Linked DNA regions of Homo sapiens: region 1 is linked to region 2. A link is a contact called in ENCODE Hi-C or POLR2A ChIA-PET data. All regions are on one chromosome and are shown on one strand. The core of a region is the stretch at or near the end of the contact, and the rest is flanking DNA. Distances in the headings are between cores, read along the strand shown.

Region 1 (4,246 bases), core at 454-2,953, 86 kb before region 2:
TGGTTAAGATTTAATATATTTAATTTTTTTAAAAAGTAGTATACTCACTGTCCAATCCAGGATGGCTGATTGTCATTAATGAGATGGATTTTGTCAATGGAGAGGAAATGGCTGATGTACAGTAATTAAATCCCTGCTGCTTAGATCTGTGACATATCTGTGAAGTAAAAAAGTGAAGAACACGTTGTAAGCATATACTCTCATATTTCTAGATAAGCATAAAACCTTATAATTAGACCCACATAGTAAAATAAGGCAGTGAAGAAGCGGGTGAGAGCACAGGCCTTGTGGTCAGACAGACTTAGGTTAAAGTCTGCTCCTGCTACTTAACAGCTGCTCAGTTTCAGAGAAGTTACTTAGCTTTTCTGAGGCTTAGTTTTCTCATCTGTAAAATGGGGATCATTAGAGTATCCATTCTTTACAGTGGTTCTGTATCCCTCATAGCATCTAACAATGTTTCAAACTTAGTAAGTACTTAATAAATATCTGCTGGATGCATAATCACTTAAAAATAATTTCACTGGAAATATCAAACTACATACAATACTTGTTCTTTGAAAATCTAAATATTTCTTCATACAGATATAGTAGAATATCAGTAATAGTATTCTGATTTTACTTTATTTATTATTATTTTTTTTTAGACAGAGTCTCACTCTGTCACCCAGCTGATGTGCAGAGGCATAATCTTGGTTTACTTACTGCAACCTCTGCCTCCAGGTTCCAACAATTCTCCTGCCTCAGACTCCTGAGTAGCTGGGATTACAGGTGCGCGCCACCACGCGCAGCTAAATTTTGTATTTTTAGTAGAGATGGGGTATCACCATGTTGGTCAGGCAGGTCTCGAACTCCTGACCTTGTGATCCGCCTGCCTCGGCCTCCCAAAGTGTTGGGATTACAGGCGTGAGTCACCGCACCCAGCCTATTTTTATTTTTGAGACAGAGTCTCACTGTGTCGCCCAGGCTGGAGTGCAGTGGCATGATCTCGGCTCATTGCAACCTCTGCCTCCCAGGTTCAAGCGATTCTCCCGCCTCAGCCTCCTGAGTAGCTGGGATTACAGGGGTGCACCACCACGCCCAGCTAATTTTTTGTATTTTTGGTAGAGACAGGGTTTCACCATGTTGGCCAGGCTGGTCTTAAATCCCTGGGCTCAAATGATCCACCCATCTCAGCCTCCCAAAGTGCTGGGATTATAGGTGTGAACCACCAGGCCTGGCCTCTGATTTTAAATAATTGGAAATTGAGATTCAAGTAAAGTGTCTTAAGATCACAAACAAAACAACAGTGTATCTGGAAAGAAGCCTAAATCTCTTCCCTATCCTCTTCTAAGATGATAGTGATTCTACATGAACGTAAAGGTAACTGAAATTTGATAATTTAACTCTCTCAGTAAATTCACAGCAGCTTTGAGACCATGTAATCCAACCACCTGCAGAAGTTCCTGGTACAACATCCCTGAAAGACAGTCATCTAGTGTCCACTAGCACACTTCTGGTGATAAGAGCCCATTCCAATTGTTAACTGACTTTATCATTAATCCTTTCCCTTCACAGAATGAAATCTGCCTCCTTATGACTCACATATTGAAAGGGAAGCAGTGAAAAATCCGTTACTAGCATGAACTTGACTCACTTAGGCCAGACTTCTGATTATTTAGAGCTTGTTTCATGTGTAACCATGGCAGCTGAGGCAAACAGTTGCTATGTTTCAAATACAACTGTGAGGTCTAAAAAATGACCTCAGTGAAAGGCAGAGACTTTTAACAGGAAGTTGGCTACAGGCAACTCGTCTAGATCAGAGTGAAACAAGCAGCTCAAATGCCTACTCTGAGGTTCCATACAAGATAAAAACTATGGGTAAGTAGAGATTCCAGGAAGGCTAAGCATAGCAAGGCACTAAAACAACAACTTTATCTAGAAAGACTGAATCAGAAAGTCCACTTCAGAAAGACAGTCCATTTTAGAAACACATCAGTAGTAGTAACGTCTTACTAAAATGCAGGGTTATCTGTCAAATTCCCGGAAATATCCATCTTAGAAAAGGTATCACATAAATAATATTAAGAAAATTAAATCATTCTTATTTCCTCCTTGAAAACTCACCTACTCCAAAAACCTGGAAAAAAGCAGAGAAATTAATAGCCAGGAACTCTTGAGTTTAATACTGTTCAGCTAATAGCCACTTACACGGCCTTAGGCAAGTCATTTAAATGAGCTGGAGCTAAATCTGAAGGGATATGTCAGTCTTGGCCTATGATTCTGTTTACAAATCCACAATTTTGGTATTTTACCTCATCTTGTAAATGATTTCCAAAGGATTCTATAAATTTGAAATGCAATTTATTTTAAAGATTTTTTCACTGTTTATTTACCCTTAGCAAAGCTGTGCTCAGTAGCCATCCAAGAATTGTTCCTATTTTTTTCTTCCTTTCTCTGTTACCATTAGGCTGAGTAAATCTAAATCACTTGCTTCAACAAGCATATTCTTCATATTCTTATTTTTTCTAACTCCTTCTGAAGTATCAGAACAAGTAGAAAAATTTTTAAAAGGGGCAAAATTCACTCTTCAACTGATTTTCATTATGCCTAAATCTCTTTATTTGTCTGGTCTCACACAAGCATAAGTGTTACAATAATTACTAAGATAATCCTTCAGTGTCAAGTTTATATTTGGTCATGTTAGTGCTTCATAGTAGGATGCAATAAAAATTTAAACTTCTACACAAAGTCCTACTCAGCAAATCAAGGAAGAGGTTGTCAATGTTTTTGTTTAATTAGAAATGTATCATTAGATTCTTGCCTCAAACTCCAGTCATCTATTCAAAAACAGTTTTTTTTTAAATTGTAAGTGTTTCATTTGGAGGAAATAAGATGCATCCCAGAATGCTTTCGTAAATTAATCAGTCTTCTGACCCAAGAGGAAGAGAAAAGACTTGCAGTGAGGTACAATGATATAAAAGCAAATAATTTGAATTCTCAACTCAAAAGCTCCCCAAGGGATTGTCAAAAGTGGTAAGTGATAATGAGGACATCCAGAAGATGAGAACTAAGAAGTCACTTTGATTTGGCTGACATGGAAATCCATGACCTTCAAGACAGGAGTTTCAAGAGACTGGTAGCAGCAGAAATTAAGAGATGATTAGATGGTGATAAAGAGAAGGCAAAGGCCAGGCACAGTGGCTCACACCTGTAATGCCAGCACTTTGGGAGACTGAGGCAGAAGGATCACTTGAACTGGGGAAGTTGAAGCTGCAGTGACCTGTGATGGCACCACTGCACTCCAGTATGGGCGACAGAGTGAGACCCTGTCTCTAAATAAGTAAATAAATAAATAAAATTTTAAAAAGAGAAGGCAGGGAGCATAGATGCTCTCTTAAGAATTCTGGTAGGCATCAGAGTGAACAGGCGACCTACAGAAGGCAGAAAATTTTTGCAATCTACCCCTCTGACAAAGGGCTAATATCCAGAATCTACAAAGAACTTAAAAAAATTTACAAGAAAAAAAAAACTCCATCAAAAAGTGGGTAAAGGATATGAACAGACACTTCTCAAAAGAAGACATTTATGCAGCCAACAGACACATGAAAAAATGCTCATCATCACTGGCCATCAGAGAAATGCAAATCAAAACCACAATGAGATACCATCTCACACCAGTTAGAATGGTGATCATTAAAAAGTCAGCAAACAACAGATGCTGGAGAGGATATGGAGAGATAGGAACGCTTTTACACTGTTGGCGGGACTGTGAACTAGTTCAACCATTGTGGAAGACAGTGTGGCGATTCCTCAAGGATCTAGAACTAGAAATACCATTTGACCCAACGATCCCATTACTGGGTATATACCCAAAGGATTATAAATCAAGCTACTATAAAGACACATGCACATGTATGTTTATTATGGCATTGTTAACAATAGCAAAGACTTGGAACCAACCCAAATGTCCATGATAGACTGGATTAAGAAAATGTGGCACATATACACCATGGAATACTATGTAGCCATAAAAAAGGATGAGTTCATGTCCTTTGCAGGGAGATGGATGAAGCTGGAAACCATCATTCTGAGTAAACTATCGCTAAGGACAGAAAACCAAACACCGCATGTTCTCACTCATAGGTGGGAACTGAACAATGAGAACACTTGGACACGGGGCGGGGAACATCACACACCGGGGCCTGTTGTGTGGTAGGGGGCTGGGGGAGGGATAGCATTAGGAGAAATACCTAATGTAAATGACGAG
Region 2 (4,327 bases), core at 1,646-4,145:
TTATTTCTTCCAAAACTGAAACCTAATCACAGACTAGCTATCCCTTTCTTAAGAGAAACGTTTCTGCGCATGTTTTCTCAAGAATTACATAGTTGTCCTCTTGCTGGCCATGTTGACAGACCAAAAACAGTGGTGGTTTTTGTTACCTGACCACCACATGGTCAAGCAAATACAGGAAGGAAATGATAAATGATGTCTGAGGCAAATTTAGGCTTCTGACACTTCTTTAAACGGGACTCATGATTGAACAGTCAAAATTCACCTTAATAATCCAAATGCAAATGGAACTGTCATCTCGATTTCATGTGGAAATGCATCTGTGGTTATTAACCTAGTGATGCCACTACTCTGGCAAGAAAAATGCTCCCCACACTAAAGAGCACAGAAGTTTCTTTCACCAAAGAATAAATTATATTAAGATTTTATTCTAGGAGCACATGACATGTACAAAAGTCTACCTTAAATTTGTAAGAGTTACATTTCTATAGATGAACCTCTTTTCTTCCTTCTTTGACCTTATAATTATATAATCTTACCAGCAGTTTAAAAATGGGTAAACAAGTTTCCTTGCCCAAAGAACCAAAATCTGTGTTAAATTTCATAAAATGTTATTAAAGTTAAAATCTGACTAAGCAATCCCCTTAGAACTATCCCTTGATCAAAACATCTCTAAGTGAGTCAGAGTAATTTCTGGGGGGAAAGAGGGTTGCTTTCCTCTGGGGATGTGATTTTTGGTACCTCCTTCCTTTCCTATACCTATCAACTTTGAAAAGATGCATCTTGGCACAGCAACCAGTCACACTAGAAAACAGTGATTACTCACACTTGACGGGTGTCGGCAGCCTCTGCAGGACTGGCGTGGCTCAGTCATGCATCACTGATTTCCTAAGCACTGTGGTCAATGCTTTTGGTGGGTCAAGGGCCACATCCCCTTCTTTCAAACTGGCTCCTTCCAAATCAGCAGTTAAACCTATGTCTTCTCACTCACAAAACAGTATGATTAAATCTATGAGTAGAATGTAAACTTGATAGAAAATACCCTTTGGCTCTGAGATCACACTCAGGTGCTTTTTCTCTAAAGTAATGTGACCAGGGATTTTCCCAATCCTGGCCATTTTCTGAAGAAAGTACCAATTTCTTCATGACTGGCTACTTTCTCTGTAGTCTGAGACCATCAATACAGAGTTCCTCTGCAGTTTGAGACCATGAGTATGACTCCTTTTGGTAACAGGACAAGTAACTCACCTACACAAAATTTACCAACCTCAAGCCCATATATACTGCTGAAAGTCCATACATTTTTCTTCCTTCTCAAAACCTCAAAATCCTAAACATCCGTCATTTCTCACCATCTTTACTATATGTGCTAATAAAAATCAAAGTCTGAAATTCTCCCTGGTTTTTACTTTTTCTCATAGGATACTACAGACACAATCCCCACAGAGTTCACACTTGCTTGAGTCAAATTCTGACCACTGAGCCAGAAAGAGAAATAATTCCGGCCCATGTGGCCAAGGACGCAGCACCGAAATGAAAAGAACATCACCAGGCATCAGCTTACAGCCACTCCCATTCTTCTGAAATGCCAACCTGCCAGGGCCCCCAAAATAGACTTGTTGTTGTGGCTTTTTTTAAAAATTAGAGACCTCATTTAAATCCTGAGACAACAGCCAGCAAGTATCTATCACTAACAATCCAAAACATTAATAAAACTAAAAAGCTAAAGTCATCAAAAATTCTACCTCGGATTCCTTAAATCCCTCAACTGGGGAGGAAAAAGATTATAAACGGCTAAAAGCCCTTTACCAGGGAAAATAACCACTGTATTTAAATTGCGCTTCTTCCAAAGCAACTTCTTTTGCTCCATTGATTCATTTCTCTCCATAACCCTCCCCCACATTCTTAATACATATGTGTAAAGGGATTTTCAAAAATTGAAAAGAACAGCAAAAATAAACAATAAAGACAAAACAGGCTGCTTCTTACCTACAAAAGCCTAGGGGCAAGCATGGAGATAGGTCTTCTGTCTACAGCTGGTAACAGGTGGTGGTATAGAAGTGTGCATCAAACTGACCTTTAAAGACTTCAGGAGCCAAGATCGTGTCCGACTCCCGTTTCAGCTTCAGCCTCAACCCCCGTTAAGAAGTTTTATTCAGATAGTTTATTTCCACGGAGCAATAGCGGTTTCTCTTTGCTGCCTCGGAACATGGTTACCCACAGATGGAACAGGCTGCTGTGTGAGCAATCTGCTCAGTGCAGCTGCTTCACCAAGATAAAGCAGACACAAGGTCTGCCCTGTGACAGCAGCTCAGCAGACTGGGCTTGGGCGGAAATCCTGCATCCTATCCCCTGCACTGTGCAGGGTCTTGAATTCTCAGACTGCTGCCCAAAAGCAACAGGCAATGGAACTAGAGGTCCACTCCCCAAGCAGGAAAAGGAAGGAGTTCCCCGTCAACAACACCCCTAGCCCAAAAAAAACAAAAACAAACAAACAAAAAACCACCAATGACCTAATACCACCATTTTGGATGTTGGGAAGTCAGCTCAGAACAATACTTACAGCTGTTCATGAAACCACTCTGACTCTAAATTTGCTCAGAATACAGACTAGGATGATAGGGGAGGAAGGGAGTTTCAGGCTTGTAGATAAAACACAGCTTTTTGGCACTGTTTTCTATGGTACTAGAGAAAAGGATTAAGCCATGTGAATAAAAACATCTGCTAAATTCTTTCACCACTTTAGAGTACCTGTGATCTAGGCATTGTTTTCTAGGTTTGCAAAGTTGCAACCACTCCAGAATGAGACAGGAGTGTTTATAAGCTTAAGCAACCAAGCAGTAAGTCTACAATACAGGAAGCAAAATCTGTCCAACCCTGAGATGACGTGCCCCTCCTGATGGTGGTGACTATTAACTTGGCTACCTACCCAATGAGTGCAAGGCCTCAAAACAACAAAGATGCCTATATTTTTACCAGGACACCACAGTGACTCTTAAGGGAATCTGCTTCTCAGACTGTTAATTTTGTATTATGTTTTGCTTACCTGCTGCTGGCTCAGGCCCCTGGACAGGTAAAATGATCTTCTCTGGCTCCTCCCTTCCAGCAAAACATCCTGCAAGGCTCCCCGTGGCTTCCTCAGGAGTACTGCCCATTGGTAGGCTCTCCCCAGGTGGGAAAGTACTCACTTTTTCTGTAAAAGCACTCTCTAGTCCTTTAGTGAGAGGACCCAACTCAGGGCTGGACAGTGACATGTGACAGGCCTCCCCCTCAGTAAGCAGTGCTCCAGCGGCCTTGACTTGTTCGATGACAGCATCCACTATACGGCTGGCAGCCTCCTCTATCAAGTCTGCCCCCTTAGGCAGAGGTGCGTCCTGGGCAGAGACCATGCAAGGTAGAGAGGGAGTGCTCCTTTCCCTGCCTGAAGGCGGGGCTCGCATGACTTCCCTCACACCAGCTGGGGCCCCATCATCATGGGCTGAGAGCTCCATGTCTGTGGGGAGCTCCTTGGCAACAGGCTGCAGTAGGACAGGATGTGCTTCATCGTCTATTTGGGCTTCCTCAGCGTCACCCATGGTACAGCTGTGGTCTGCTCCCTCCAGCTTCCCTTTCTCCCAATCAAGAGGTATCATCTCTGGGGTTCCAACTCCCTGTGGGTCAGTCACAGCTTTGTCCTGTAGAGCCACTGGCAAACCTAGAACGGCATTCTTCTCTTGGCTCAACAAGACGTTTGGAATCAGGATGTCTTGGGTGTTGTGTGATATATTCTCTCTTCTGGGCTCAGCCATACCTTGTAGAGCATTAACCCCTGTAACATCCACCGTCACATCTCCACTCACCTCACAGGCACTAGTTTTTCCCTGGGATTGAGTGTTCTTCACTCCAACATCCAGAGGAGAAGGCTGACTGCAGTTAAGAGCATCGGACCCATCAGACCCATCTGGCAACAGACATGGCAACAGAGCGGAGCTGTTGTGCTCTGCCCCCAAGGCTTCCTGCCTTGACTCTGTGGCCAGACTTGCTCCTGGTGGCACCAGGCTCTGGGCAGCCCCACCTTGAGTCAGCAGTGAGACTTGTGGGGCCACTTCCTTGTTATGTTCAGTTTCTGCCTTAAGAAAGGCAGAGGATGCACCCGGTGAATTACTTAGCTGAAGTGCTTTGTCCTTGGCACAGTCAGCTGAGATTGATTTTTCATGAAATTGTTGAGTATCTTGTCCAGGAGGTGGTGTTCTCTGCTCTTCCTGCAAAGTTCCTGAAGAGAGAGCATTTTCCTTAATAGAGGAACAGGTCACCGCTTTATCCTTATCTTGTTCCTGAGCTGCAGAGCTTT

The links. A loop is a pair of places that touch in the nucleus more often than their neighbours do. ChIA-PET counts read pairs that join two places held with the same protein, here RNA polymerase II (POLR2A). Pooled maps may share reads with other maps.
Region 1: a map of natural killer cell shows a loop between it and region 2 (7-fold over the local background). The contact joins two enhancer-like sites. A Hi-C loop is called at or near these places in 8 of 168 maps with a recorded cell type or tissue (CD4-positive, alpha-beta T cell, CD8-positive, alpha-beta T cell, Calu3 and 4 more), 6 of 37 single-sample maps with no recorded cell type and 19 of 50 pooled maps. POLR2A ChIA-PET finds 5 or more read pairs at or near these places in 8 of 52 experiments (CD4-positive, alpha-beta T cell, CD4-positive, alpha-beta memory T cell, OCI-LY7 and 4 more).

What each region holds. Positions count from the first base shown.
Region 1 is chr15:85,665,633-85,669,878 of GRCh38, reverse strand. AKAP13 (A-kinase anchoring protein 13) reads right to left here. Exons shown (of 37, transcript NM_007200.5): 14 at 49-157. Among named protein-coding and RNA genes, the nearest start is that of LINC02883, 91 kb to the left of the region's middle. RefSeq lists an enhancer at 1,622-1,791. Within about 2 kb of position 1,703, at least 22 of the 41 ENCODE cell types and tissues checked have a DNase peak (open chromatin) inside an H3K27ac peak, as active enhancers do; they include CD4-positive, alpha-beta T cell, CD8-positive, alpha-beta T cell, endothelial cell of umbilical vein and 1 more, where a contact is called at or near this core.
Region 2 is chr15:85,580,824-85,585,150 of GRCh38, reverse strand. AKAP13 (A-kinase anchoring protein 13) reads right to left here. Exons shown (of 37, transcript NM_007200.5): 7 at 3,044-4,327. Among named protein-coding and RNA genes, the nearest start is that of LINC02883, 180 kb to the left of the region's middle. RefSeq lists a silencer at 3,479-3,773. Within about 2 kb of position 2,895, at least 33 of the 41 ENCODE cell types and tissues checked have a DNase peak (open chromatin) inside an H3K27ac peak, as active enhancers do; they include CD4-positive, alpha-beta T cell, CD8-positive, alpha-beta T cell, endothelial cell of umbilical vein and 1 more, where a contact is called at or near this core.